2 separate regions of the Homo sapiens genome follow, and region 2 is linked to region 1. Evidence: chromatin loops called from intact Hi-C (ENCODE). Cell type or tissue: OCI-LY7. All regions are shown on one strand. Links, peaks and the distances in the headings refer to the core of each region. The heading gives the core; the rest is flanking DNA. Region 1 has its middle 16 kb from the start of RASSF2. Region 2 overlaps SLC23A2 (solute carrier family 23 member 2).

Region 1 (15,423 bases), core at 4,544-7,043:
TCTACATGTACGCACACATATACACCACACATATATTCCTTCATGTTTTGTCATTGCTCTCATACACACTTTTCTGCATCTTGCATTGTTTACTGAGCAATATCTTGTGGAAATCCCTACAATTTAGCTGGTCCCACTCTAATTAATTTTCCTGATGATTTCACGTATTCCTTGCTGTAGATCCACCGTAGCTTATTCAAAGTTGAGAGATACTCATATTCCTAGTTTTTAGCCGTCACATATAGCTATAACAAACATTGTTTTATCTAGGTTTAAACAAATGATAAAATACATTCCCAGGAGTAGTATTGCTGGGCTAAATAGTACGGGTATTTTTCATTTTCCTTTTTTTTTTTTTTTTTTTTTTGAGACGGAATCTTGCTCTGTCGCCCAGGTTGGAGTGCAATGGCGCAATCTTGGCTCACTGCAACCTCCGCCTCCCTGACTCAAGCAATTCTCCTGCCTCAGCCTCCCGAGTAGCTGGGATTACAGGCACACACCACCGCGCCCAGCTGATTTTTGTGTATTTAATAGAGACAGGGTTTCACCATGTTGGCCAGGCTGGTCTTGAACTCCTGACCTCAGGTGATCTGCCCGCCTCGGCCTCCCAAAGTGCTGGGATTATAGGGGTGAGCCACCACGCCAGGCCGGGTATTTTAAATTTTAAGGGATGTCGTTACCAGATTGCCTTCCAAAAAACTATAATAATTTACATTTCCACCAGAAAGTATGAAAGTACCTTACCCGATTCCGCACTCCTTCATCTCTGTCAATAATGCTGTTACGTTTTAAATTTTGTCAGTCTAATAAATACATTTCATGGTACCTTAAGTGGTATTTCCTTGAAGTTGTGTTTCCTTGATCGCGAATGTGTTCAAGTAGTTCTTTTCTATTTCTCAGCCATTTCGATTTGCCCTTCTATGGATTTTCTATTCATATTCTTTATCATTTTTCTTTTTCTTTTTTTTCTTCAACTTTTATTTTAAGTTCGGGGTACATGTGCATGATGTGCAGATTTGTTACACAGGTAAACATGTGCCATGGTGATTTGCTGCACAGGTCATCTGCCATTTGTCTTTTAGGTTATCTTTTGTTTTGTGAGAGTTATTTTTTGTGTATTATGGGTATTTAACTCTTAATCTGTATTGCAAATATTTCTTTCCCAAATTTATTTGCCTATTGCTATTTCTTGGCAAGAGATAATTAAAGTCTACACACAAATAAATTTGGGAAAAAATATTTGCAATACAGATAAAGATTTGAATATCCATAATACATAAAAAGCTTTTATAAATGCTTAGTTAACTATCTGGATCTGCAGAGCAAGTGGGTTTCCTGTTTTCTTTTAGATAATTTCTCCATCCCTAGGTTGTATGTGTGGTCCGATACTTCATTCTTGATTTTTATCATTTAATATTTTACATTTAAGTGTTTTATGCTTCTGGAATTTATATTTATGATTGGTTCTTCCACTGATCTATCTGTCTCTGTTACAATAAGGCAAATCCATATTGGAATCTCGGCAAATAGTCCTCAACCTCCCAGGCTCGGGTGATCCTCCCGCTTCAGCTTCCCTGTTACTGGGACTGCAGGCATGCACCACCACATCCGGCTAATTTTTGTATCTTTTGTAAAGATGGGGTTTCACCATATTGCCCAGGCTGGTCTCAAACTCTTGGGCTCAAGCAATCCGCCTGCCTCGACCTCCCAAAGTGCTAGGATTACAGGCGTGAGCCATCACGTGTGGCATAACTCCTAAATTTTGCAGAGATAAGTTAATACTCTTCATTTCAGCTGATTATTTGAATTTCTCTTGTATTCTTTCTTCTAGCTATAAATTCTTACTGTGTGCTTATACTACACAATTTTATACAGTGTATTAGCCTGTTAGATTTCACTATGTGTTTTGAAAGGTCTATTGCTCACCACTGTTTCCTCTTTTCTTTACTCTGTCTCAACTTGATATCTCTGTTTTGAGTCATTTGGTTTTTTTTCCCCCTCCCCCCCTCCCCTCCCCCCTCCCCTCCCCTCCCCTCCCCTCCCCTCCCCTTCCTTCCTTCCTTCCTTCCTTCCTTCCTTCCTTCCTTCCTTCGTTCCCTCCTTCCTTTTCTTGAGACAGGCCTTGCTCTGTCACCCAGGCTGGAGTGTAGTGGCATGATCACAGCTCACTGCAGCCTTGACCTCCCAGGTTCAAGGGATCCTCCTACCTTAGCCTCCCAAATGGCTGGGACTACAGGCATATACTACCACACCCAGCTAATTTTTGTATTAATATGTTGTGTAGAGATGAGGTTCTGCCATGCTCCCCAGGCTGGTCTTGAAGTCCTGGTCTCAGGCAATCCACCCGCCTTTGCATCCCAAAGTGCTGTGATTATAGGCCTGAGCCACCGTGTCCAGCCTGAGTCGTTTGTTTTTAGACAGAGTTCTTTTCTGTGAGATTTCATTCTAAGGTACAGTACATTCTGATGTTTCTCGTGTCCATAACTTTTTTTACTCTGACATGTCAGTGATATCTTAGTCTAGTAGAAAAGATTCTTAGTTTGCTGTTTTATTATTTATTTATTTTTTAAAATCAGTACTTGTTATTCCACTATCTGTTAGCTTCCTGTGTTGGCCATCCTTTCATTTAATTCATCAACCAAATATGTTAATTTAAAAGTTACATTTGTATGCAGGGATCCTGTGCCATAAAAAATTACATTTTGATAATTGTGCTTAAAGAATTCTCTTTAAAAGGCTGGGCACAGTGGCTCATGCCTGTAATCTTAGCACTTTGAGAGGCCAAGGCAGGCAGATCACTTGAGGTCAGGAGTTCAAGGCTAGCCTGGTCAACATGGCAAAACCCCGTCTCTACTGAAAATACAAAAATTAACCAGGCATGGTAATCCCAGCTACTTGGGAGGCTGAAGCAGAATAATTGCTTGAACCTGGAAGGCGGAGGTTGCATTTGAGCCGAGATCGTGCCGCTGCACTCTAGCCTGGGCAAAAGAGGCTGACTCCGTCTCAAAAAAAAAAAGAAAAAGAAAAAGAATTATATTTAAAATACTTTCACGAAGTAAAAAAAAAAAAGGTGGAGAGATAAAGCATGTGTCAAATTGTGGTTAGATGAGAGCACATGCATATTTTTAAGAGATGTGCTTTGAAATATGTAGGGGTGATATGACATGGTGTCCGAAATTTGCTTTAAAATACATAGTTGAACAAAGCTACAGTAATCAAAACAGTGTGGTGCTATCATAGAGACAGATAGATAGACCAATGTTATAGAATAGAGAACCCAGAAATAAACCCTCACACATATGGTCAAATGGTTGTTTTTTTTCCCCCCGAGATGGAGTTTTGCTCTGTCACCAGGCTGGAGTGCAGTGGCATGATCTTGGCTCACTGCAACCTCTGCCTCCCAGGTTCAAGCTATTCTCCTGCCTCAGCCTCCCGAGTAGCTGGGATTACAGGCACTCACCACCATGCCCAGCTAATTTTTGTATTTTTAGTAGAGATGGGGTTTCACCATGTTGGCCAGATTGGTCTCAAATTCCTGACCTCAAGGTGATCCACCTGCCTCAGCCTCCCAAAGTGCTGGGATTACAGGCATGAACCACCACGCCCGGCCAGTTAAATGGTTTTTATTTTGACCATTTATTAGGAGAAAAGACCGTCTTTTCATCAAATGATGCCGAAAAACTAGATATCCATAGAGAAAAGAATAAGTTGAACCCTTACCAAACACCATATACAAAAATTAACTCATTAGGGACCAAAGACCTACATGTAAGATCTGAAACTATAAAACTCGTAAAAGAAAGCATAGGGCAAAATCTTCATGACAAAATTGGACTATATACACATTTTTTAAATTGTGCATCAAAAGATAATATCAGAGTAAACAGCCAACCCACAGAATGGGAGAAAATATTTGCAAATCATATATCTGATAAGGGATTACTATCCAGAACATTTAGAAAACCCCTAATAACAACAACAAAAACAAACAATGCAATTCAAAAATGAGCAAAGGACTTGAATAGACATTTCTTCAAAGAATACAATACAATATACAATTGACCAATAAGCAATGAAAAGATGTCCAACCTCAGTAATCATTGGGGAACTACAAATCAAAACAATAATGAGGTATCATTTTATGCCCATTAGGATGGCTACTATCAAAAAAAATGGAAAATATTAATAATAAGTGTTGGTGAGGATGCGGAGACATTGGAATCCCTGTGCTCGGTTGGTGAGAATGTAAAATGGTATATCACTATGAAAAACAGTATGGTGGTTCCTCAAAAAAATAGTAATAGAATTACCATATGATTTGGGAGGCTGAGGCAGGTGAATCACAAGGTCAGGAGTTCGAGACCAGCCTGGCCAACATGGTGAAACCCTGTCTCTACTAAAAATACAAAAATTAGCCGGGCGAGTGGCATGCACCTGTAATCCCAACTACTCAGGAGGCTGAGGCAGGAGCATCGCTTAAACCCGGGAGGTGGAGGTTGCAGTGAGCTGAGATCGTGCCATTGCACTCCAGCCTGGGCAACAGAGTGAGGCTGTCTCAAAAAAAAATTACTATATGATTCAGCAATCCCATTTCTGGGTACATACCCAAAAGAACTGAAAGCAGGGTCCCAAAGATATCTGGGCACTGATGTTTACAACAGCATTATTCACAAGTTAAAAAAATGGAAGCAACCCAAGTGTTCATGGGTTGAATGAATAAGCAAATCCATTCAACCTATGGATGAATGGATAAGCAAATTGTTGTATAAATATACAATGGAACACCACTCAACCTTACAAAGAGAGGAAATTCTGACACATTTATCTGTGTTGTACCTTGAGGACATTATGCTAAGTGAAATAAGCCAGTCGCAAAAAGACAAATATTATATAATTCCAATTATATGAGGTACTTAGAGTAATCAAAATCATAGAAAGTAGAATGGCTGTTGCTGGGGGATGGGAGCAGGGGGGAGATGGAGAGTTGTTTGTTTGTTTGTTTGTTTTGTTTTGTTTTGTTTTTCGAGACGGAGTCTAGCTCTGTCTCCCAGGCTGGAGTGCAGTGGTGCGATCTCGGCTCACTGCAACCTCTGCCTCCCAGGTTCAAGTGATTCTCCTGCCTCAGCCTCCCAAGTAGCTGGGATTACGGGTGCCCGCCAGCATGCCCAGCTAATTTTGTATTTTTAGTAGAGACGGGGTTTCACTGTGTTGGCCAGGCTGGTCTGGAACTCCTGACCTTGTGATCCACCCACTTCAACGTCCCAAAGTGCTGAGATTACAAGCGTGAGCCACCGCGCCCCGCCAAGAGTTATTGTTTAATGGGGACAGAGTTTCAGTTTTACAATATGAAAGAGTTCTAGAGATGGATAGTGATGACAATATTATGAATGTATTTCATACCACTGAACTATAAACTTAAAAATGGTTAAGATGGAAAAATTATGTGCATTTTATCACAGTTTTAAAGGTTAATGGGAAAAATTACTGACAGAAGACAAGAAGTTGATGAAACATGTGTGGCAAAATCTTTATGGCTGTTAAATCCGGCTGATGGCATATGGAGATCTATTATATGTTTTACTGTGTGTATGTAAATATTCATGATAAAACTAAATTTTTTAGTTCCAGAAATTTTTTTTTGGTGCTATTCTCAACTCTTTCTAGGAGCTCTTCTAATTTTTTGTTCATGCTGGGGTCTGGCAGCTGACTGAGCAAAGTCAAGGAAGCATAAAACAGCAGAGCAGGTGCAGGGAGCAACAAGCACTTCAGCCTTGTTGGTGCATACAATGTGAACAGAGAGAAGTAAGTAATGAAAATGGAGCCTCTAGCAAGGGCTGGCTAATGGGCTGCCCTGTAGGCCTCAGCAGATGATGTTCTCTCCCCGTTCTCTACACCCCTGGCCCACCTGCATTCCCCTGCAGCTGCAAAGGAGGACAGTTTCCAGCACACTGACAGCTTCCTGCTTCAAGCATCTGTACATCTTGCTTTTCCTCTGCTTAAGGTTTGGGTATCATGGGAGTTTCCTCAGCTGACAGCAGGTATATCCTGGAAGTGAGGGAGGCAGGATCTTAATCTTAACAATGCAAGGCGGGACTTAGTGGGAAAATGCCCCAGCCTTCTACCCTCCGATAGGATGATTCAGAGGAATGTTCCACACAGTATCGCAGAGGACCTACAGGATTGAGCTGCAGTTGCCTACAGGGGGAACCATGTGCACCCAAATTCTTGTCTCAAGGTGTGGTGATTTGAAAATATATTCACAAATTCTTTGACACTCCTCCCTTCAATAGATGGAGCTAATTTCCCTCCTCTTGAGTACGGGCAGATTTAGTGACTGCTTCTAAGGAATAGACTACAGTAGCTGTGATGTGTGTCTTCCAAGGCTAGGTCATAAAAGACTTTACAAATCTCCACCTTGTTCTTTTGAATCATGCCATGGATGCATGCAAGCATGCCTATCAAGGGACAGAACCAAGGCCCTCTGACAATATCCATCTGCCTGAGCCATCTTAGAAGTGGATTCACCAGCCCCAGTCAAGCCTTCAGATGATTGCAGCTCCAGCTGACATCCTGATAGCAACCCAGTGAGAGCCCCTGAGCCTGAACCACTCAGCTGAGCTGCTCCCAAATCCATAACCCACAATAACTGTAAGAAATAATGAGTGTTTGTTATTGTTTTAAGCTGCAAACTTTTGCAGTAATTTGTTCTGTAGCAATAGATAATACGCAGGGGCTGCTGTTGGGTGAAGCCACATTAAGACATCAGCCGTGATGAACCTTCAGGACGTAATCTTACAGATGGGGAAATTACAAAAGGTTTTAAAGGGAAGCTCCCACCCCAACTAGCAGACCCTACCTCGGGTCTTTTTTCTCTTCAGGCTGCCCACTCTCCCCATGGCCATGGTTCGTATTCTCATCTGAGGTAGCAGAAGCACAAATTGAATGTTTCAAAAATGAAACATTTGTTTTATGATTGCTCTTCTCTTGATGTTGAGAACTCATTAGAATTTTCCTTTGGTCTTCCCCAGCACAGGCATTTTGGTAGGGGGCTTCCAGTCCTACTCAGGATCTGTTTGGTACAGTTCCACTGCCACACCCCACCCACTAATTTCCTCCCTCACTCCAGGCTCACCAGCCCCATAGAGCATGGGGCCACAGTATGGTGCCTAGGGGTTGGGGGTGTTCCACGGCCCTGTCTGACTGTGCATTCAGATTCCTGTTCTCTATCCCCCTGGCCCACTTGCATTCCCCTGCAGCTGCAGAGAACAGTTTCCAACACTGACAGATTTTGGCCTCAAGTATCTGTACGTCTTGCTTTTCCTCTGCTTAAGGCTTGGGCATCATGGGAGTTTGCTCAACGGAAGGCAGGTGTACCCCAGAAGTGGGAGAGGCAGGAACACACACATCAGTAATTGTGTGGCTACTGATGTCCAAGTGGCCTTTTCTCTCACCTCAGGGCCACTTAGGCTGCCTCTCTCATCTGGGATAGCCAAAGAACCTGCATTCTTGAGTGGGGCACTTCCCCCAGAACTGAAGTCACATTCTACCCCCCTGTCAATCCCACCCTAGGGGAACAATCCACGTGCATCCCTGGAATGCTCTCTTAAGGTGCCTCTACATCAGGGCATCCCAGGGAGAACCCATGGCTCCCAGAAACTCTGGAAGTGATCACTATTTTCCCTCCTCCCAACACCTGTGGCTCTGGCCGCGTTGCAGGGTGGAGGGTTCCTTTTCGTGCTCTCTGTGTGATGGACAGGATGACCTCTTTCCCCACTGTGGGAGATGCTGGCAGTGTCCACCCACCTCCTGTCAGCACTTACCTGACTGAAGCTGCCCATGGGAACATTTTGAACAAACAGGAAGTGCCAGGGGATAATGCCCGCAGGGCAGCCCTCAACTCATGATTGAAGGGATCAGTGTCAGCTCTTTATTCCCTCAAGTGGGGTAGCAGAACCATGCTCTACACTTTCCCAGAGTTCCCGGTGGGACTGCGCCCTCCCAGTGTCCCACGATGGTAACCTGCTCCACACACCCCATGTGGGGGTCCTTCACTTCCCCACCGTGCACCTTCCAGCTCTGCAGCTTGCATTCGAGTCTATGTCTCAGTGTCTGCATTTGAAGGAACTATGACACACACAATTACCACTGAATTTCACAGATGTCTCCTTCTAAGAGTGGAGATAAGAAGAAGTTGCCCATCACTCTGAAGCTTCTAAAAATAATTTTCTCAAAACGAAATAGCAAAAACCCTCTCTCCACCCAAATGCAGATATCTCCTTTCAGCCTCTCTGATCCTGAGTGAGAATCGTCTTCTCACATGGCAGCATGATGCCCCTTGAACTTAATCACGTGGGGTCTGGTGTCTTCAGAGGTCCGTGGCAGGGTGTGGGGCTGGGGAAAGGAGGACAGATCTCCTGTGGTGTCACAAGTTATTGCCACAAGCAAATACTTCACAAAGCACTTGGTAGGCTTTGACAAGCCAATGACTATTCTAAACCTTTACCTGGACCTTGTTTCCAAGTTCCAGAACTTAGGACCCTCTACTCACCTGAAGCCACCACGGGATGCCTCTCAAACTGGAAACATTGCCGTCCCTCTCCACCAAAGATGCTTCTCCTCCAGCCCCATCAGCCTCTCTCAAAGCCTGGCTGTCAGAGTGATTCCTTCTTCTCTGTCATTTTCCATACTCAATCTATCACCACATGTTGTGGGTTTTTCTTGCAACCACCTCCTGAGTCTACCCTTGTCTCTCCACATCCACTGTTACCCCTGATAGTAGATCGCATCACTTTTCTCAGTTCTTCACTCACCCTGAGTCCATATCCTTTGCCATGTGCCTTTGCAGCCCCTCCCACTAAAGGTGGTATGTTCTTCCATATGCCTTGACCTTGGGCTTGGCCGTGTTGGCTGACTTCAGCCAATGAGCTGTCACAAAGACTTGAAATGTGCTTGTGTGGCAGGGCTTGCTGTCTTGCACTTCAGACATCATCAAGAGAACATGCTCTGGCTAGCCTCTGGGGCCTGGAGAATGACAGACATACAGGGCAGAGCTGCAGCAGGAAATAGAGCTATCCCACCTGCTCCCTACCAATTATCATTATTTTAAGGGGCTTGTTAGTTACACAGCAATACTGTGGCAATAGCTGACTGATCCACCCCTGTAGTCCAAATGACCACAGTTTCGTTTCTTAACTTCCATAGTAATCTCTTAACCAGTTTACATGTTTTAATTTTGCACCTTGCCACTCCATTGTATAAACGGCAGCCACTGTGATATTTTTATTGTAAATTTGATTGCATCTTTTCCTAGTTTAAAGGGTTTCAATGGCATCCCCTTGCAATTTTTTTAAGATCAAGCACTTCTAATGGTACAGCCATTAAAGGGTTTAAGTGTGTAGATCTCAAAAAGAAAAACAGAAGGCAAATGCACTTATCAAGTAAAGGGAAAAATGCAAAAAAAAAAAAAATTGGGAACAAAGAAATCCTATGCCATCACTCCTACAAATACAACTTCTCAAAACCACATTCAGAAACAATCCTAAGTTTATACAAGCGCGTTCGTAACACTAAACAAAACCAGAATTACAGAAAGCTCTCAATTTATTCTATACTCCATCTCTGTTTTGGACTCTGCAGTAGCTTGTACTGTGTCAACCAAGCTAAGCTGGAGTCATATCTCCCAGAATTCCCTCCCCTTTGTGTGTCCAGGTCAGGGCTGGCCACAGGAGTAACTTGTGCAAGATTTGGAAAGAGACAGACAGCAGCAGCAGCTGTTACATTTGGAAGATGGGTGCAGGCTCTAGATGCCACCACAGCTGCATCTGTCCCCATCCCCATGGCCTCATCTGCCTGAGGCCAGTCAGACCGACAGCTCCTGCTCCTCACATTGGACCTCCTACATTTGCAGCTCTGAGGGTTTTTTAAATTTTTAAATTTTTTGGATACAGGGACTCTATTGCCCAGGCTGGAGTGCAGTGGTACAATCATAGCTCACTGCAGCCTCGACCTCTTGGGCTCAAACAATCTTCTCACTTCTCAGCCTCCTGAGTAGCTGGGACTACACGCACACACCACCATGCCCGGCTAATTTTTGTATTTTTTTGTAGGGATTGGGTTTCTCCATGTTAACCAGGCTGGTCTTGAACATTTGGGCTCAAGCAGTCCTCCTGCCTCACTCTCCCAAAGTGCTGAGATTACAGGCGTCAGCCACCCGCACCCAGCCCACAGACGTCTTCTGTAGGTCACTCCAGATGTATGAAAGACAGACAGGTTCCAATTTGTCCTCATGGGTTTTGCTGTGGCTTCCTGGGTCTCCATTCATGTTTGCTTTTTCCCACTTCGTGTCAAGCTTTTCTTTGTAGCCTGCCCTGGCTGACCCAGGTTTACCACTACACACAAAGAACAGCCTTCCGTAGATTTTTTTCATCGTTTCCACTGTGACATCTTTCTGATCTTCCAGTGATCCTTACAGGTGTTACCTCACCAGCTTTTCCCACAAGGACATAAGGTCTAACTCCTATAATAAACCCATGATTCAAGGGCATCCTATTGCAATATGACTGAAACCCCCAGCTCCTCATCGTGGCCTGCAATACAAGGCATGACATGGCCTCTCCCATCTCATCTTATGCCCATCTCCTCCCTGCTTGCCTGGGTACGGTGTCATCATTCCTTCAGAACAAGAGCCAATTGACTGGATATCATAATTACATTCTCTGTTGAGTCACTTAGATGCTTCAAGTCTCTCCTCCCCACCATTCCTGATTGCCTGGGTCTGGGGAGGAAGAGGTTAAGGTTGTTGGAAGGCCTGGATAGCTTGGGCCTGTTCTCAATCAGAGCACAGCAGGAAGGCGTGGGGCTGCTTGCTGGGTCGGGGAAGTCTCCATAGCAAAGCGATTAGGTCAAGTGTGGGAGAGAACATGCTGAACGTTCATCTCTGTGCACGGAGGAGGGTGGGCTGGGCCAGGGGCAGGAAGGATGGGCGGTCAAAGTCTCAAAGTGGTAAAGCCCTGGGAGTTGGCTTTGCATCTGCAGAGATTTGGCCAGCTCTGGGCGGAGGGTCAGCGTCTCAGGCATCTCATGACAGGCTGGAATGGGTCAATGGACCAGTCTTGCTGGCTGTGCTGTCCAGCCCTCCCCTCCTTGGCTTCTTCCTGATATTTCTTGGCCCAGGAAGCATGTCTGTCCTCCAAGAAACTTCTCCCAGCTGGCTCCTCTCAGCTGGCTCTGCATCGCCGTGAGAGGTGGCGTTGGCTCCCCGTCTGGCCCTGTGGTTTGGACCAAGTACACACATAGGGGAAGGTGAGCTGTGTCCCTGAAACACGACAGGAATCAGGGAATTTGACTTGTCTTGAATATTGTTTCTTGGCTGCATAAGTGGAACATGAAACACCTCTCACCTCCCACCTTCTGTTCCACCCACGCTGGACCACACGCTGTTCTCTGGTCGAGCCAGGCTCCTCATGGCTTTGAACTTGCTGCTGCCTCTGCCTAGAATGTCCTTCCCCATCTCACCCTTAAGACCTGACCCAGATGTCACTCCTTTTATGAGGGAGTTCTCTTCTACACTGAGTCCTGTCTTCCTAGGGGCTTCTGTGTAGTGACTGTATTACATCCCTGGTCTCTACCTTTAACCTCCACACAGAGCACCTGAAACTTTTTAAAAAAATATAATTTAGGCAGGGCGCAGTGGCTCACACCTGTAATCCCAGCACTTTGGGAGGCCGAGGTGGGTGAATCACAAGGTCAGGAGATCGAGACCATCCTGGCCAACATGGTGAAACCCCGTCTCTACTAAAAATGCAAAAATTAGGCAGGCGTGGTGGCGGGCACCTGTAATCCCAGCTACTCGGGAGGCCAAGGCGGGAGAATAGCTTAAACCCAGGAGGCGGAGGTTGCAGTGAGCCGACATCGTGCCACTGCACTCCAGCCTGGGCAACAGAGTGAGACTCTGTCTCAACAAAAAAAAAAAAAAAAAAAAAAAAAAAAAAAAAAAATATATATATATATATATATATATATATATATGAAATTTAATCTCTACTTTGAACCTCCATTTGGCTGGCAGCAAAAATCATGCTGGTCAATTTCTGAGAAATGTGGTCATTTTAGGTTAAAATTTACTTACTTCTGAAATGTTCCTTTCTGCAGTCCCATTCCCACCTTCTCGCCAGGGTCTCATCTCTGTTTCGGTGGTGGTGGGCTGATGGAACATGGATGTCGTCATGGTTCTGGGCACAGCATCCTTCCTCCCTGGCTACTCCCAAGATGTTTGAGCTTCCATGTGGTCTCTGGCAAGACTCATGGGTCCCCTTGTTCCAACCATGAGATGCCCTCAGTTCCCCAGCTTTCTCCCATCTGACTTCCATGCCCTTCTCAGGGTTATGGGAAATGTTAGCTGCTCTCCTATAACATCCTACATCCCCTAGAAGCTCTCTGGGTCTACTTAGGTCCCTCTGCCACCAAAGATGCCTGGGCAGCCCTATGCCATGGGTACCATGTTACTCCAGATGACTGATGGGAAGTGGGGCAGGTCTCTACCTTCAGATCCCAAACTCGTATGAAATCTGACGGTCTTATTGTCCACTCCCATCCTTCTAGATATAACCCTAGAGAGAGGGCAGCATGCTGGATACTCTCAGGATCCATCCCCTCCAGTATCTAAATGACTTGCTTCCCCAGCTCACCTCTCCCTACCTGCCTTCCCCCGACCCTCTTCCCTGACCCTAGTATCTTTACTTTTTAACCGTTTTTTTCAAGCTGGGATCTCACTCTGTCACCCAGGCTGGAGTGCAGTGGTGCAATTCCAGCTTACTGAAGCCTCCACATTTCAGGCTCAAGTGAGCCTCCCACCTCAGCCTCCTGAGTAGCTGGGATGACAGGGGCAAGCCACCATGTTTGTCTAATTTTTTATTTTTTAATTTTTTGTAGAGATGGGGTCTCTCTATGTTGCCCAGGCTGATCTCAAAGTCCTGGCCTTAAGCAATCCTCTTGCCTTGGCTTAACTATTTTTTTTTGACTAGTTAATATATGCACATGGAACAAAAGGAAGTCAAATAGTACAAAAGAACACTCATATTTGTATATAATTTATTCAATCCTACATTTCTTCGGATATAATCAATTGACTCTTCACCAAGAGTAATGACAAAACCACTTTCTCCCAAATCCTCTCTCTTCTCTCCTCCATTCAATTTGGGCTGGTTATTGCTATTATTAGTTCTACTGCTTTACTGTTCCGTAGGGACACTGTGAGTGTTTGTATGAGAAAAATCGTCTTTGTCCAAGACAGTCAAGCATTTTACAGTTTGCTCATTATCTTTGGTCCCCACACACCAAATGACATCAACACTCTCAAGCTCCAAGACCACCAAAGAAGCAGATGCTACCTCTGGCCAACAGCCTCTCTCTAGAGGGTTCTTGTATAACTTCACACTTATTTGTATCCCTAATAGCTGGGCTACAGACTTTAAACGTATCTTTTCTTGGCCTTCAACTACAAAAAAATGAGAAAATCAAGATACTTAACGCATTCTTACCTTCATTGGGTTTTACAGTTTCTGCTTTATAATGGTTTATAGCATTTGTTTTGTTTCGCAACCATAATTCCAATAGTTGTTTTAATTGTAATCCCGAAACATAAATGTATTCAGTGCTCATTATTGGTGTTTTTGCTTCTGTTTCTCATTTGTTTACTAAACTTGGTCTTTCTGTATTTTCTTCAAGGTAGCTGAATTTTTGTAGTTTTGAAAATATATGCATGTTCTTTATTTGGACTACAGTTTGGGTTGATATGAAGTTCCTGAATCATGTTTTCTTTCTCTGAGGACACCATAGTAGCATATGTGGCACAAGATTGTTTCATTGTATTCTAGCTTTGAATCTTGCTGTGCTGATGTTTGTAGTCAATCTGATTTTTTTAGCTTTAAGTTCACGGGTAGATGTGTAGGTTTGTTATATGGGTAAATTGTGTGTCACAGGGGTTTGGTATACAGATTATTTCATTACCCAGATAATAAGCATTGTATCTGATAGGAAGTTTTTACGATCCTCACCTCCCTCCCACCCTCCACCCTCAGGTAGGCCCCAGTACTCAATGTTTAGCTCCCACTTAAGTGAGAACATGCAGTATATGATTTTCTGTTACTATGTTAGTTCACTTAGGATAATGGCCTACAGCTCCATCCATGTTGCTGCAAAGGACATGATCTTGTTCTTTTTTATGGCTGCATAGTATTCCATGGTGTACATGTCCATCACAGCATTATTTTCTAAAACTTCTACATTTTTTTTGTAGATTCAGGGTCTCACTGTGTTGCTCAGGCTGGTTTCGAACTCCTGGGCTCAAGTGATCCTCCAGTCTTGGCCTCCCAGAGTTCTGAGATTACAGGTGTGAGCTACCACACTTGGCCCTTGTAGGACTATTCACAATAGCAAAGACATGCTGTTATTTTTTAATGGATGATCTGATCTTTCTACTGAATAACCAGAAACTCTTTATCTTTGAAGCATGGCACTATTAATAGGATATGTTGGTATTGGTTAATCTGTTACTTTAGCAATTCATTTACTGAATGTTCATTGGGGGCATTATTTTAAGCACTGGGAACACAGCAATAAACAAAAAAGGACAAAAACCCCCATCCTCATATCTCAAGGAACATACATTTGGCTGTAAACATACATTGGGCATAGTTTAGAAAAAACTATATCCATTTTCCCAGAACATAGTATGGTCTTTCAATCTATAAATTCACATTTTCAGTTTAGGAAAGTTTTTTTTAGTGTATATATTTGAATGCCAATTATACATATGTTGACTTTCTTCTGCATTTGTTCTATATCTATTATTTCTTCTCGTCTTAAAATTCACTGTTATTCTCCATGTTACTGCATTCATTTTTCTGAAATGTACCTTCCAGGCTTCTAGCTGAATTTTCATAGCGTTTTGCTCCTCCATTCGGTCTTTTGTTTCTGTGATAGTTTTATTCTTCTCTTTCACTTCTTTTCCTGAGTCCTGGTAGCTTATATTTCTCTTCTTTCCCTTGTCTTGTAATTCTTTTCTGGTGCACTTGTAATTTCTCTTTTTTTTCTTTTCGTTGTCTTCTTTCTTTCTTTCTTTTGTGCTTGCTTGATTTTTTTTTTCTTTTTTTTTTTTTTTGGACAGGCTGTCACTCTGTTGCCCAGGCTGGAGTGCAGTGGCATCATCTGGCTCACTGCAGCCTTGACCACCTGGGCTCAAGTGATCCTCCCACCTCAGCCTCCCAAGTAGTACAGGCACGTGCCACCATGCCCAGATAATTTTTTAATTTTTTTTGCAGAGATGGGTTTTTGCCATGTTGCCCAGGCTGGTCTCAAACTTCTGGACTCAAATGATCTGCGTGCTTTGGCCTCCCAAGGTGCTGGGATGACAGGTGCGAGCCA
Region 2 (15,423 bases), core at 6,019-8,518, 77 kb before region 1:
GGGAGATAACATGGAACTCCTAAAAAATGTCTAGGTATAGTAGGTCAAGAGGAGGGAGACTGAAGGCCTCTCAGCTGAGGGTGTGCATGGCAGTGTCCTGCTTGGGGCGCAAGTTTAGTGCAGAGTACAGTGGAGGTGGAGATGAGCAGCAGGGATGCTGAGGAGAGGTCATAGTAAATTTGCTCGTTTTGGGGTAGGAAATTCCTGCGGTGGGTGCCGGGGCAGGAAGGGTCTGGAGATAGGAAGGCAAGTTAGGGTGCTTACGCAGTCCAGGTGTGAGCCGACAGTGACCTGACCTGGAAAGTGCGGAGGAAAGGAATTCTTCCATTCAGCAGATGGTTATTGGGCACCTGCTTTGCGTGAGGCTCTGTCCTGGAATTGGCCTCCTAGTGATGGTGGGAGGAGAAAAACAGTAAAGAAACAAGCAAATACGTCAATCTTGTGGCAGCTGGTCACTAATTCTGTGAAGAAAAATAAATCAGGGAGGGGAATAGTGAGAAATAGAATGTGAGGTCAGACAGTGATCATACAGGACCTGCAAGCCATTCATTAATTTGTCCTTTTAAAAATAGGAACTGTGTGCCACTCACAGGTCTGGGCTCTAGAGAACAGCAATGAACAGACAGACAAAAATCCATGAGTTTCCATCCTTTTTTTTTTTTTTTTTGACAGAGTCTTGCTCTATCATTCAGGCTGAAGTGCAGTGTCATCATCATGGCTCACTGCAGCCTCAACCTCCTGGGTTTAAGCCATCCTCCCACCTCAGCCTCCTGAGTAGCTGAAATATGGCACATGCCACTGTGCTCAGCTGATTTTTAATTTTTTTTTTTTGTAGAGACAAGGTCTTAACTATGTCACTGATCTCAAACTCCTGAGCTCAAGCAATCCTTCTGCCTCAGCCTCCCAAAGTGCTGGGATTACAGGTGGGAGCCACTTTGCCTGGCCACAGGGCTTTCATTCTGGTGTGGGAGACAGGCAATCCACAATAGAAATAAGTCAAATGTGTAGATGTTAGATATTGACAAACACTAGGGAAAAAAATAAGGTAGAGGTATGGATGCTGAAAATTCAGGCGGCCAGGAAAGGCTGCACCAAGAAGGCGGCCTTTGAGTAAAGTCCTGGAGGAGTTGTGGGAAGCCTGCATGTGGGCCTCAAGGGCAAAGGCCCCACAGCAGGGGGGTGCCTGGTGTTGCTCCACCAGGATGGGCATTGACCAGAGATTCCATAGGTCTTGTGGGCCTCACCAGGGTGTTGGCCTGAAAAAAACCTTTGGAGGCCTTTGAGCAGAGATGTGACATGCTCTGCCTAGTGGGGAGTAGGCTGAAAGGAAAAGCAGGAGGCCAGGCAGGAGCTGGTGGCCCTAGGACAGGTGTGCTGACAGCAGCTGCATCCTGGGTGCTTGCCATGTGGAGGTGGGAGAAGCCACCAGGCTCTGGAGCAGACCTAGTTTCTGTGCTTTTGGGCTGGATGAGGGTGGGGGCAAGTCCCTTCAGAAAGAGACACCCATTCCAGGCGTTGAAAAGTATGTCAGGAGAAACTCTGACTCCAGAGGGAGGACGGGGAGGAGCCACAGTGGAGGAAGGGTTGGCTGGAGGTGTGGCCGAGAGCTTTGAAAAGAAGGGGCAAGTTGCTGTCCTGGAAGAGACTCCTGGAAGGAGCTTCAGGAGGAGACCTGGGGCCTGTGGGGCTGTGTCCTGATGGGTGTGCCTAGCAGGCAGGAGGTGAGCAGGACAGAGTGGCGATGCGGCTCAGAGCTGTGCTGTGCAAGGATGCAGGGATGTGAGGATGCCCCAGAGCGGAGGGGAGGAGGGCAGCCACCAGGATCAGGGACCCATGCTCCTTTCTTTCCTTTTCTGTTTCCTTCCCATCCCTTCTTTAAGACAAGTGGCCTTGGCAGAAAGATGTAGGGAGGTACAGTGAAGAAACCATTTAATGGCTGCTTCAGTTCCTCTAAACCCCTGACTATGTGATGACAGATTTGAACATGCCCCTTTTCAGCAGTGAAAAGAAGGCAAAAAGGCTTTTTGGTGCAACTACCTTCATTCTAAAAACCAAGCAAAGAAGCCCAGAACATGTCCTTGTTCTTGTGACTTTCGTACCAGGTGCTGTGAAGTTCCTTTTTGTACATCCCTAAATAGAGAGTTTGGAGTACTTAGATCTTAAAACGAAAAGTCTCAGTTGGATGGTAATAATAGTTGTCTGGGAAAATGTTCTTTCTGTAAGAATAATAGATTTTGGAATTGACTATGATTCCAAGAAGGGCCTGAGGATGAAGAGAGACTGTTTCCTGGAGTCGGCCCAGGGAATTGGTTTAATTCTCCTATTTCTGTAAGATGAGAGTTTTAATATACTGCATAATGGCCATGATTTAGGCAGGGGATGCCCTTAACAGCTTGAAGTGGAACAACCAAGATGAGCACCCTTTTCTGTTTTAAAATTTGTAAGTTGGGGGGAAAAAGTGTTAGAAAAGGAATATGCCAATATATGCTTTGAAATGAAAACATCAAAACGATGGGATGCAAGTGAAGATTTTTGTGCATGGTAAGATGTTCTTTTCCTTATCCATCCTCCCTCCCTCCCTCCCTCCCTCCCTGCCTCCCTCCCTTCAAGATGGGGTCTCGCTACATTGCCCAGGCTGGTCTCGAACTCCTGGGCTCAAGCAGTCTTCCCACCTTGGCCTCCCAAAGTGCTGGGATTACAGGCATAAGCCACCACACCCAGTCCTAGATTTTTAACTTAAAAATTAATTTTTTTTCCTCTGGTTTTGAGGTTTCAGATAAGTTTATCATATTGCAATATACTTTTAATTTGAACAGAGTTTTGGTAGTTTTAAATGAAATGAGAGATGTTAGTAATACAAAGTACACATCTAATAGTTGGGAGACACACAATTTGTTACGAATGAAAATAGTAAGAGGTTCTTGCTACAGTCTCTTACTATAGCAGGCTTACGAAGTTGATCAGCATTCTGGCCATCTCTTACTTGTGTGTGTGTGTGTGTGTGCTTTTTTTTTTTTAAAGACACGGTCTTGCTGTCACCCAGGCTGGAGTGCAGTGGCGTGATCTTGGCTCACTGCAGCCTCTGCCTCCCGGGTTCAAGCAGTTCTTGTGCCTCAGCCTCCCAAGTAGCTAGCTGGGACTACAGGCATGCACGACCATGCCCAGCTAATTTTCGTATTTTTTGGTAGAGACTGGATTTTACCATGTTGGCCAGGATGGTCTCAAACTTCTGACCTCAAGTGATCCTCCTGCCTCGGCCTCCCAAAGTGCTGGGATAAAGGCGTGAGCCACTGTGCCCGGCCTCTCACCTCTTAATTTCTGTGAGGTCAGGTTTATGGAATCTTGGTCATGGAAAAGGCCTTAGAGGACCTCTTGTTTGTTCTGCTCTTGCTAAATGCTGTGACAGGAATGCATCAGAAGTAGTTGACAAGCTTCCTTCCTTTCCTACCCCATGTGATCCCCCTGCCTTCATCCTGCTGTCTCCGCTTTCTGTGGGTCAGCATCAGTTCTTCCTGGGATCATCGTGACAACCTCTGTGTGATCTCCCTGCCCCACAGCCTTGGTCTCTTCTGACCCCTGATTGCTATTCCTGCCTGTGCCTTTTGCACTTCCAGGACTACTTCAGATTTCCTTTCTTCTAGGTGAATCCCCACTTCTAAATTCCTAATCCCCACCCCCACTAACTTTTATTTGCCTAAGCTAGGTAGGCAGGCTTCTTAGTTTTAATGATTAGAGATAAAATATTTCAGATTGATTTCTTTACCATAATCTAAGCCCATAATTCTATTGGAGAAAAAGTTCATTCTTGCTAGGATTTGATAAAGTACTTGAGGAGGAAGATATGATATTGGAGGTTTCGAGGCAGTAATCACTCAGTTGTCACATTCCCCACCCTCTTAAATTGCCCTTAAAATGGATGTTTTTAAGCATCCATAGTTCTCCCTAGGTTTTACGGTACAAACTACATTGTTGGGGTGAAATGGAAGAAGCAAGAATGCTGATATGTTCTTCTGCCTCTTTTTTGTAGTTCTCATATGTGTATTTTCTGTCCCTTTTTCATTATTTGTGTAACTTTCTTCATTTACAAGAGAAATAAGTTCACTGCAGAAAATGCAGAATGGTAAAATGAGGAAAACAAATAATTTAAAATCTCACTAGCCAGAAAAACACCACTTTCTGTTATTTTGGTAGTAACAGAAAATATTTTACTGATATTTTGGGTGTATTTCTTTTTTTTTTTTTTTTGGTTGTGATTGTTGTTTGAGACAGGGTCTCACTCTGTCACCCAGGCTGGAGTGCAGTGACATGATCATAGCTTCCTGCAGCCTTGACCTCCTGGGCTCAAGTGATCCTCCCACTTCAGCCTCTTGGGTAGCTGGGACTACAGGCATGCACCACCACGCCCAGCTAGTTGTTATTGTTGTTTTTAGTAGGAATGGGGTTTTGCCATGTTGCCTAGGCTGGTCTCGAATTTCTGAGCTCAAGTGATTGGTCTCCCAAAGTGCTGAGATTACAGGCATGAGCCACTGTGCCCAGCCTTGATGTATTTCTTTCCAGAGATTTAAGACAAGTATTTGAGTGTTCTTTTATAAAATTCTCATCAACACACAATCTGCTTTATGAAGACTTTAACTTTGTATCATATCGTGGCATCTCAATGTTATTAGAAACAGAACTTGTAATTGTGACATATAGCAAATCATGGATCTAACTTTTCCACTTGCATTGGGACTTTGGATTGTTTCTAATGCTTTGCTATAATAAATAACAGCCTAGTTTATATTGACCTTATTGTATCTGATTGCTTTAATTTTGAGTTTCAGTGAAGCCAAACACTTCTGCCAGCATTCCTTGGCCATTTATATTCTTTCATTGTGCCTATTCTTCTCCCTAGCCCCTTTATTCCTGCGGAGTAATACTGGTGATCAAAGATACTGCATCATACAGAACAATTACAGAGAAGATCCCTGGATCTGATAGCACTTTGAGGGAATAGAGGGAGAACCAGCCGCACCACCAGCCAGATCTGTGCCTGTCATTACTGATAGCCCTAGGATAGGGGGATGTTTACTCTGTCTCTGTTTAGGGGGAGCAGTTTTTGTTGTAGAAGGAAGTGTCTGTATCTACAGATCTGTGTCTGTAGCTCCGTTCTTGCTCTTTTCACTTTCTGATATACAGATGATGTTCTGTATACCTGTGTCAGTGTATAAGGATTATCTTCATTGTTTTTTATAACTGCAAAGTGATCCATGGTATAGATACACCATAATTTATTTAATTACTGCAGATAGACATCTAGACTGTTTCTAATGTTTTGCTATTACAAATAGCACTACCCTGAATAACCTGGCACATAAGTTGTTTCACTCAGGTGTAATTGAAGGATAGATTTCCAAGAGTGAGATTTTTGAGTCAGAGGGGATGTGCCTTGGTAAGCTGAGGGGGCTACTCACCAAATTGCCCTCTGTTGAGGAATTTCGTCAGCAATGTGTAAATGCCTGTTTTCTTGCATGCTTGGCAGCAGAATATGTGGTCAGACTGGGCTCTTGTCCCGATTAGTAGGTAGAAAGAGGTTTCTCATTATAGTTTGGTGGAGTCTCGTTCTGTTGCCCAGGCTGGAGTGCAGTGTCATGTTCTCGGCTCATTGCAACCTCTGCCTCCCAGGTTCAAGCAATTCTCCTGCCTCAGTCTCCCAAGTAGCTAGGATTACAGGCGCGAGCCTCCATGCCCAGCTAACTTTTGTATTTTTAGTGGAGATGGGGTTTCACCATGTTGGCCAGGCTGGTCTCGAACTCCTGACCTCAAGTGATCCACCCGTCTTGGCCTCCCAGAGTGCTGGGATTACAGGCGTGAGCCACCGCACCCGGCCTCTCATCATAGTTTTAATGTATATCTTCTTATGAGTAAGGTTGAGCATCTTTTTACTGTTCAAGAAGCATGTTTATTTCCTTAGTTATTTTCCTGTTGGGATGTTAGCCCTTTTCTTGTTGGGTTTGTGTCCCTTCCATATTTACATTTTAGAGACATGGGTTTGTTATCTGTAATGTGTTAGCACCTGGAAAGAATGGGAGAGGACGGTCCGTTTTGGGTGGAGTGCTGTAATGTGCTGCGTGGCCTCAGGATCTGTTCTTGAATCCATCTGGGGACAGGATCCCCAGGGACATCTCTTAGAAACCTCACCTAGCAGGGAAGATGTTTGAAGTGCCCAACCTAGTGCCAGGCATGAATATGTGCCAGGCAGACAGTAGCAGTCACCAGCACCACCTGCCTGGGGTGTGGGAGGAGCACACACTGCAGAGTGTTTCAGTGTGGACCTTGGCAGACACATCACCCGCCCGAGCTCTGCTGTGGGCCGGCATGGGGAGAGGTAAGGCTCCTTCTGGCTCCTCTTGTCGCCCTACTGGGGGACAGGTGAGATGCAGCTGGAATCCCCGGGGTGCTTCTGGCTGCCACAGCCTTAGCCTTCTGGAGAAGGCAGCCCTAAGAAGACCAGGCTGGGCCAGGCGAGTGGTGGAGGCTGAGCCATCCAGCAGCATCACCTGCACTGGGGAGTTACAGGAGCCATCCTGTGGGAAGAGGCAGTGAAAGCAAAATTAGAGGCTTTGCGGCATCAGCCAGATTCAAGGTCGCTAGTGTCATGTTAGATCTATCGGCTGCTGCATCTTTTTGAGATGATGTAATCTAGATTGACAAGCTTTGGGTGTTTAGAATATGTTGTACTGTACTCACTTGAATTTATTTTTCATAGTGGTTAATTTTGAAATTTCTAATAATATTGAAAGTAGGTGGAAAGTTTTCATGTTCATAGTAAAGGAGCTTGCAGTAAAGGCTGGGAAACACGAATCTATTATCTTCTGTATTCAAAACACATTTTAATTGTGGAGTAGATTTGGATACAAGAGGAAATAACGGTGTGTGCACACATTGAGGAGGGGGATTAATAACTGTGTGTTACCTTTCTTTTAAAAGAATAGAAAGCAGAAATTTGGGGAACTTTATTACTATTCTGAAAGCGATTGGTTTAGTATAAAGTGGTTCTCTTAGCGGCCAGACACGATATAGTAAGTGGGAAATTGAGTTCTGAACACTCTCATTGGAGGTGTGGGGTTTTGCAGGTGCTAGTGCCCTCCGCTTGACAGGTGTCACGAAGCAGCACATGCACTGTCACTTCTGCTTGAGAAATGTGGGCACACACAGCTGTCAGTTTCGCCTGGCACTGCTGTGATACTGACACCTCTAGGCAATGACTTCTGTCACTCCTGCTTCCTACACCTCTGACCATCTCAGGAGAACTGTTTAGAAATAAGTACTTTAATACCATTGTCTTAGCTTAGTAAAAATAAAACACAAGCAAAAAGACAAGTGTAAGACTTGACTTTGAGTGTGGAAATGTGTCCGTTGCTCAGTAAATACAATGCAAATGCAATTGCATATTGGAGACAAAATCATCTGGTTAGGCAGAGAAAACCTCCTTTCATAGCTGATTGATTGTACAATGTTAGTTTAGGAGACAAAACTTAAGGCCACGAGTTTAGTTTAAGATAGTTTTGGAGAAGAAAGGACATCTTGTTCCCAAAAGGGGTATACTAATCTGCTGATATTTTTATAAAAACTTGATCAATTTCCTGAGGTGAACGATGCCAAGATTCTTCTGTTATCTATTAGTTACCCAAAAGAAAACCAGACTTTATTAAGTTTAGAAAGCTTCCCAAGACATGTTTTATTTCCCAGTTAAAATAATATTTAAAAGTTCCAAAATATGAAGCTTTGCTACTATCATCAGCATTTTAATCCTTTTCCCATAAAAAATTCAGTCCTCAAGAACTGATTTTTACCATTTGATTTTTAAAATTAAATTTTGCATTAAAAATAGGCCATTAGAGTATCTATTTTAATAAGCCAAAGGAAAAAATGTTGGTAAGGTAGACTAGTACTTCCAGTAGAACTCTTCATCTGTAAGAACCATTTAGGCAAGAACTATTTAGGCAGCCCCCTGCACGTAAATAGATCAGAGACGAGCCAGTCAGACAAGAGCATTTCCAGCTGGTGTCCCCGTCTTATTACAGGCTTCCTTAGAGGATGGGGGTAGCATGGAGAGGAGAGCTACATCTCAGCTGGGCAACAGGAGGGTAGCAGGGGGAAGCTGGGCTCTGAGGTCCCCAGGGACAGACAGCTGGACCTGTGCAAATCATAGGTTTTCTAGGTCAGTAGTATTTACAGTTAAATAAACTTCCTGGACTAGCCTGGCAAAGTAAACCTTCCTTTTTTGGATGATTTCTGTGGGTCAAACACATTTTGAATTGGCTTACAAACATTCCACCCCTACCTCCTGCCAGTCTCTTTGGGACTGGCACCTCCATCCACCCAGCTTCCCAGCTGAGAAACCCAGCCTGGACACTTTACTCCCGTGCCCCCTGCTGTGCTGTGATGGCATCTCCCCGCTGTACTCACCACAGAGCTCCCATCCAGACAATCTTCAGGGGGCATTAAGTCCACATCATTGCTCTCTCCTGAAGCTGACTGTCTTTCCCAGACCACTGTTAACACCTTTGCCCAGCTCCTGTCTCCTCGTGTGCCAAAGGGTCATTCCTTTACCCCACCCATCCACTCTCCTGCTGCACCCAGAATGGCTGTCCAGTGCTAGCATCTGATTGTGGCACTCCTGTTCTTGGCATTTCTTTGTGGCTACTGACTGCCTCCTGTGTAACAGCGGAATTCCTTGGCGGGGCACTCAGTCTGGACTGAGCTCCTGCAGGGAGGCAGGACTGCATTCTCATTGCCTGGGATACAACCACAATTTGTTGAATGAATGAATATGTGAGCTTTTTTTCTAGGCTTAGGAGTGTCTGCATTTTATAATACAGATGTTCCTTGACTTATGACAGAGTTACACCCCTAAAATGCATTTAATACACCTAACCTACTGGCAATTCATAGCTTAACCCCGCCTACCTCACATGTGCTCAGAACCCTTACATTAGCCTGTAGTTAGGCAAAAGCATCTAACACAAAGCCTATTTTATGGTGAAGTGTTGAATATCTCTTGCAGTTTCTTGAATACTGAAGTGAAGAGCAGAGGGGTTGTATGGGTACTTGACAGTTTCTACGGAATACATATCACTTTTGTACCACTGTAAAGTCAAAAAATCCTAAGTTTAACCATTTAAGTTGGGGATCATTATACTTATTTGTGTATGTATAAGTAGTGAGTGGAATGTGTCAGGGGAGCAGTAGGAATTGCTAACTCATTTCAAAATCTATCTTCTTAGTGCCATGTATACAGATGATTTTTTTTAATGTATCGAGGTGAAGTTTGCATAACATGAAATTAAAGTGAACAATTCAGTGATATTTTAATACACTCACAGTGTTATACAGCCTCGTCCATTTGGTTCCAAAACATTTTCATCTCCTGCAAAGGAAACCCCTTACTGGTAAAGTTGCTGTTCCCTGCAGCAACCCGAGATAAATGCAGGTGAAGGTTAGTTTGGCTAGAGTCAGACTTTCAATCATATCTAGGTTTCTCTAATGATTTAGTAACTGATCCGTGTTTTAGGAGAGTTCATCCTGAGAGCGTGTTGCTCTTGGCTTCTCAGTGGGTTGAGCACTGCTGCGATATGACTTGGAGCACAGTTCTCTCTGTAAGTTAAGAGTTTCATCTCGTGGACCTGAACTTGGCCAGGAATGTGTATCCTCCCAGCAGCCAGTTTTTATAGGTAAACCAGCTCCACAAACTCAGTTGGCTTGTGTAAAAAACTATAACATGTTTGAGAAATAATTTTAAAAGCAGGTCTTTATTTGAAGTAATGTAAGAGAATTCTGCTCTGTAGGAGTATGTACTAATTAATTGAGATCTCTGGCATAGTTTTTATTTTTATTTTATTTTATTTTTTATTTGTTGAGATGGAGTCTCGCTCTGTTGACCAGGGTGGAGTACAGTGGCACAATCTCGGCTCACTGCAACCTCCACCTCCTGGATTCAAGCGATTCTCCTGCCTCATCCTCTCAAGTAGCTGGGATTAGAGGCGCCCATCACCACGCCCAGCTAATTTTTGTATTTTTAGTAGAGATGGGGTTTTGCCATGTTGGCCAGGCTGGTCTCGAACTCGTGATCTCGGGTGATCTGCCTGCCACGGCCTCCCAAAGTGCTGGGATTACAGGCATGAGCCACTGCGCCTGGCCTCTCTGGCATACTTAAAAACCCACTTCAGACCTAGGTTATAATCTGTATGACCTTGAATGAGAAACCTAATTTTTCACTGCCCTGATTTCCTTGACTACAAAAACACATGAATTGGGAATCTCTCTGGACCTCCTCAATCCAAGCTGTACTGCTAGGATTTTAGTCTTAAATTTCTTCCCTATTATCAAAATAAATTGTACTTACTCATTTTAGGAAATGACCAAAATATAAAAAGGGGAAAAAGTTGGCAAAAATGGCCCTACCAATTAAGGACAACCACTGTTAGCATTTTGGAGTATGTCTTTTTTTTTAAATTATCCATTTTTAAAAAAGCAGTATACAAATAACACAAATACATCCTGATCATAAAAGATCCAAACACTTACAAAGGGTTGTGAGTAAAAAGATGAAAGGTGTCTGCTATTGCCGTTCTTGTCCCTAAGGCAGCACCCTTCCTACTGGTTGTGATTTTCCTGTATGCTTTTCTGTCCTTTTTAGACAAGTGGTGGGGTCATTACAATTTTCTTTTTTAGCTCAGTTGGGATAATTCTAGGCTTATTGTTTTATAACTTTTTAAAAACAGTATTTCTTGGAGTTTTTTTTTAATTAGTACATCAGCTAGCTATTTATTTATTTATGTATTTATTTAGAGTCGATGTCTTGCTCGGTCACCCAGGCTGGAGTGCAACCCCCACCTTTCATGTTCCAGCAGTTCTCCTGCCTCAGCCTCCTGAGTAGCTGGGACTACAGATGTGCAACGCCATGCCTGGCTTATTTTTGTATTTTTAGTAGAGACGGGGTTTCACTGTGTTGGCCAGCTGGTCTCGAACTCCCGACCTCAGGTGATCTGCCTGCCTCAGCCTTCCAAAGTGCCAGGATTACAGTCCTGAGCCACCGTGTCCAGTGCTTTATTATTTTTAATGGCTGATTATCTCCTCTAAATGAGTGTATAATAATGTAACTGTGTCTTTTTGATGGACATTTATGTTGTCCCCAAGTATTCAGTATTTCATAAATTACAGCAGTGATCAACCTTGAATATATATATTACCTGCATGGATATTTCTAGAGGATAAGCTTCTATGAGTATAATTGCTGGATCCACAGAAATACCTGTTTTAAATCCCATTGCCAAATTTCCCTCCATGAAGGCCATTCCACCAAGAGCATGTTCTCTCCAAGAACACAGGAGAGTAACTCTCCCCCATACCTTGGTCAATACCTGGTTCAGTTTTTTAAGTTTCCCTCTAAGTTTGTTTTTTTTAAAATAAAATTTTAATAATTATTTCCATAATTTAAAATGATATGGAACAGCTTTTCATGTGTTTTATTGTATATATGTTTTTCTTCTATGAATGATATATTCCTAGCCCTTGCCCATTTCCTTTCCATCCTTTTTCCTTAGGCCTCTCAGGGATGAATTGGATCGTTTGGTTTTATTATTGGTTTGAGGTGTTCTTTACGCATATTGATACTGACCCTTTTTATATCTGCTGCACTGTATTTTCTCCTAGGCCATCACTTGTCTTCTGCTTGCTTTTAGTGTATTTCACAATGCCAGAATTTGAACTTTTAATATACTTTTTAAATCTGTAGTTTTTAAATGTAGTTGCACTGTTAACCATATATACAGTTACCTTAATATTTATTACATGTGCATTTTCCTTGATATTACTCTGTGTAAAAATCTTTTCCCTTGTAGTATTCTGGGTGTCAGTGGCCTATAACTAGTTATTTGAGCCATGTGTGGTGGCTCATGCCTATAATCCCAGCACTTTGGGAGGCTGAGGTGAGTGGATCACCTGAGGTTAGGAGTTCGAGACCAGCCTGACCAACATGGTGAAACCCCGTCTCTACTAATAATATAAAAATTAGCCAGGTGTTGTGGTGGGCACCTGTAATTCCAGCTACTCGGGAGGCTGAGGCAGGAGAATCGCTTGAACCTGGGAGGCGGAGGTTGCAGTGAGCCGAGATCACGCCATTGCATTCCAGCCTGGGCGACAGAGCGCGACATCGTCTCAAAAACAAAACGAAACAACAACAACAACAACAACAAAACCTAAAAAAACAAAAACTAGTTATTTGTTATTATAAACAGTGATTACTTTCTTTGGGTTAAAGCTTTTGTTCTCATTATTGTTCTCCAGTATAGATTCCTAGAAGTGGAACCGTTTGGCTAAAAAGTAAAAATATTTTATGGCTCTTGCTACTGGCTGGCAGAACCCGGGACGATGGTGTGGCCCCTTACCGAGGAGTGTTCTCCAGTGGGCTGGTTTACTTAGGTGAACAGCAAAGCTTGAGTTCCTCCAGCTAGAACATTTCCCCTTCTAGGTGCAGGAAGTCGGCCTCAGGTGGTTATGTGGGCAGGGATCTTAACCGAGGCAGCTCAGGGTACTCTCACCTGTTCAGCCTGGGCCTCGTCCACAAACAGCATGGGCCTCTGAGCCAAACTTCCCTTCCCCTGAAGGATGTGGGGGTGCCCCTGCTGAGGTTGCCCTGGGATTTTATTTCTTTTCTCCCCGGCTGAGCCTTCTGCTAAGGCAGCCTCCCCATACGGTACATGGAGTATGTTTCTCCATCAAAACCATGCCTGGTCATGCACTCACCAGGAGAATTACAAATGGCTTTCGGGGGGAGGAAAATGTGGTTCACGCTGAAACAGCCTCTAAGTGGATTGTCTCTGCAGGTGGTGATAAATGGAGGCGCCACCTCCAGCGGTGAGCAGGACAATGAGGACACTGAGCTCATGGCGATCTACACTACGGAAAACGGCATTGCAGAAAAGGTACCCCTTCCGTCACCCCGTGTCCCCACTCCCACCGCCATCCCCTCCCACAAGTGCTGCCCCGGATCTGGATCCGGATCCCTTTCAGACACTTGCATGTCCTTCGTCTGGGGCTTGGTCTCTGACTCCCAAGGGGCTGTGTTCTCTTCATAAGGGAAGTAGGAGGAGCCATAGGGAATAGAAGTTACTAGTTTTTTTTTTTTTTTTTTTTTGATTGTTTTAATGGCATTTAAGGTGAGAACCATAGAGGAGGATCCAGGTATTTAAAAAGGCCTCAGCCAAGATGGCAGAGGGAAGTGGTTAAGAGCTTGAGGTCTGGCATCAGGTCTGGGTGCAAATATGAGTCAGACTGAGGAAATTATAGAAGTTCTCTGGGCCTCAGTTCCCTGTCTCTAAAATGGGAATAAAAATGTCAACATCTGGTTGTTTTGTGGATTGAATGAAATGATATGTGAAGTTATTAGCATCGTGCCTGTTACAGATACATGTGCAGTAAATAAGAGAATAAGGGAAATCAGCAAGTGGTTTATGCAGCCTATGAAAATGCCTTTGAGTTTTGACCGTAGCACCTTTGGCACCTTAGTGTGCCAATGGAAATGGCACACTAAGGTGGGGAGAATCGTGTTTGTGGTTTTTTTGTTTATTTTTGTTTTGCTCTGTGCCTCGTTCCATCTCCTTGAATGGTCAGACTTTGTGACCATAGAGGTCAGGATAAAGTTGCCCAAAGCGGCTCCAATCTGGGCTCAGTGGCTCACACCTATAATCCCAATACTTTGGGAGGCTGAGGCGGGAAGATTGCTTGAGGCCAGGAGTTTGAGACCAGCCTGGGCAACGTAGCAAGATCCTGTCTCTACAAAAAAAAAAAAAAAGAAATAATTATCCAGGTGTGGTGATGTGTGCCTATAGTAGCAGCTACTCAGGGGCAGGAGAATTGCTTGAGCCTAAGAGTTTGAGGCTACAGTGAGCTAAGATCATGCTTCTGTACTCCAACTGGGAAGACAGAGTAAGACCCTGTCTCTAAAAAAAATAAATAAATAAATTCATAAATAAAAATAAAATAAAGTAGGTCCAGATATCCCGATTTCTTTTTTTCTTTGTATCTGCCATGATGTCTAACATATGAGAAGTTAGATAATCTGATATCTCCAAATTGTATCGCAGCTCTGAGGCTTTCATTTGAGTTTTACTTGATAGATTTTAAACACAGGTTTTATTTATACTATGAAAATTTACTAATTTTCAGCTGACATAATAAGAAACTAAACAATTTATGTAATGAGAAATTCTATTCTGGAACCACTGTATTATACTGTAGACAGTGTATACTATGTATTCTAATAACAGACCACCCAGAAGTTGACACATACAAATATAGTACCTGAGTTGGGTATTAGCATGGTGAGTTCACAGTGTAATCACTAAAGTGATTAAGAACAAATAAATTGTATTGAAATTCTGAAATAACCAAATTTTATGCCCTTTTAAACAAAATTCCAGTCTGGGATATGGAAATTTCATTTTTGCCTCTCAACCAATATTGTTATTATTTTCCTGCTGCTTGGAGCTATTATAAATTTTATGGAGGTTAATTAAAGTAGATTCAGGCAGAGATACTGAAATTCCAGAAGTGCGGGGTTCCAAGCTGCTCCCCAAAGGTTAGTGCAGTGGTGTTTGGCATGTGGATTGGTGCCTGTGGTCTGCAGCTGAGGCACATCCCACACTGCCGGGCCGCAGCTTTCACACGGTCCATCTTGTAACAAAGGGCTTCTTCACAGACTTGGTGGGCCACATATAATCCTCTATGCCATGATTCCAGGCTGTCATGTTTTCAGACTTCCTCCTTCTCTGTCTGGAGATCGTCTTTAGAAATAAATAGTGATGAGCATTAACACTTTGGGGCTTAGCTTTACCTTTTACTGATGGGAGGGATCCAGTTGTAGGAAAAATGTCTCTAGCACATTTATGCTAGATGTTCATTTTCCTGTTTGGGTGAACATTTTTTCATTGTCTAAACATTGATACATTTGTATTTCCTTGAATACCAATGAAATGGAGTATCTTAATATTTTCCTGGCCATTTTTCTTACTTTATGAAATGAGGAGGGCAGTGAGAAGAGCTGCTACATATTAAATAGTGCTAGTTGGGCTGGGCGTGGTGGCTCATGCCTGCAATCACAGCACTTTGGGAGGCCGAGATGGGTGGATCACTTGAGGTCAGGAGTTCAAGACCAGCCTGGCCAACATGGCGAAACCCCGTCTCTACTAAAGACACAAAAATTAGCCAGGAGGGGTGTCACACGCCTGTGGTTGGGTTGCAGCTATTTGGGAGGCTGAGGCAGGAGAATCACCTGAACCCAGGAGGCAGAGGTTGCAGTGAGCTGAGATGGCACCACTGCCCTCCAGCCTGTATGACAGAGTGAGACTCTGTCTCAAAAAAAGTAAATAAATAAAATGC

What was found. A loop is a pair of places that touch in the nucleus more often than their neighbours do. Peaks named below come from ENCODE experiments on the same cell type or tissue, not always from the same donor. Only the 100,000 strongest peaks of a DNase experiment are listed, where the experiment ranks them.
Region 2: it touches region 1 in a loop (2.1-fold over the local background); 1 of 110 quality-filtered maps calls a loop at or near these places.

Annotation. Positions count from the first base shown.
Region 1 is chr20:4,831,453-4,846,875 of GRCh38, reverse strand. No RefSeq gene overlaps it. Among named protein-coding and RNA genes, the nearest start is that of RASSF2, 16 kb to the right of the region's middle. RefSeq lists an enhancer at 10,576-11,075. In OCI-LY7, for the core only: no CTCF peak of the experiment used is centred there; a DNase peak (open chromatin) is centred at 5,825.
Region 2 is chr20:4,910,425-4,925,847 of GRCh38, reverse strand. SLC23A2 (solute carrier family 23 member 2) reads left to right here. Exons shown (of 17, transcript NM_005116.6): 4 at 12,870-12,968. Among named protein-coding and RNA genes, the nearest start is that of SLC23A2, 83 kb to the left of the region's middle. In OCI-LY7, for the core only: CTCF peaks have their summits at 7,241 and 8,438 (motif pointing left); a DNase peak (open chromatin) is centred at 7,147; H3K4me3 peaks cover 411 bases.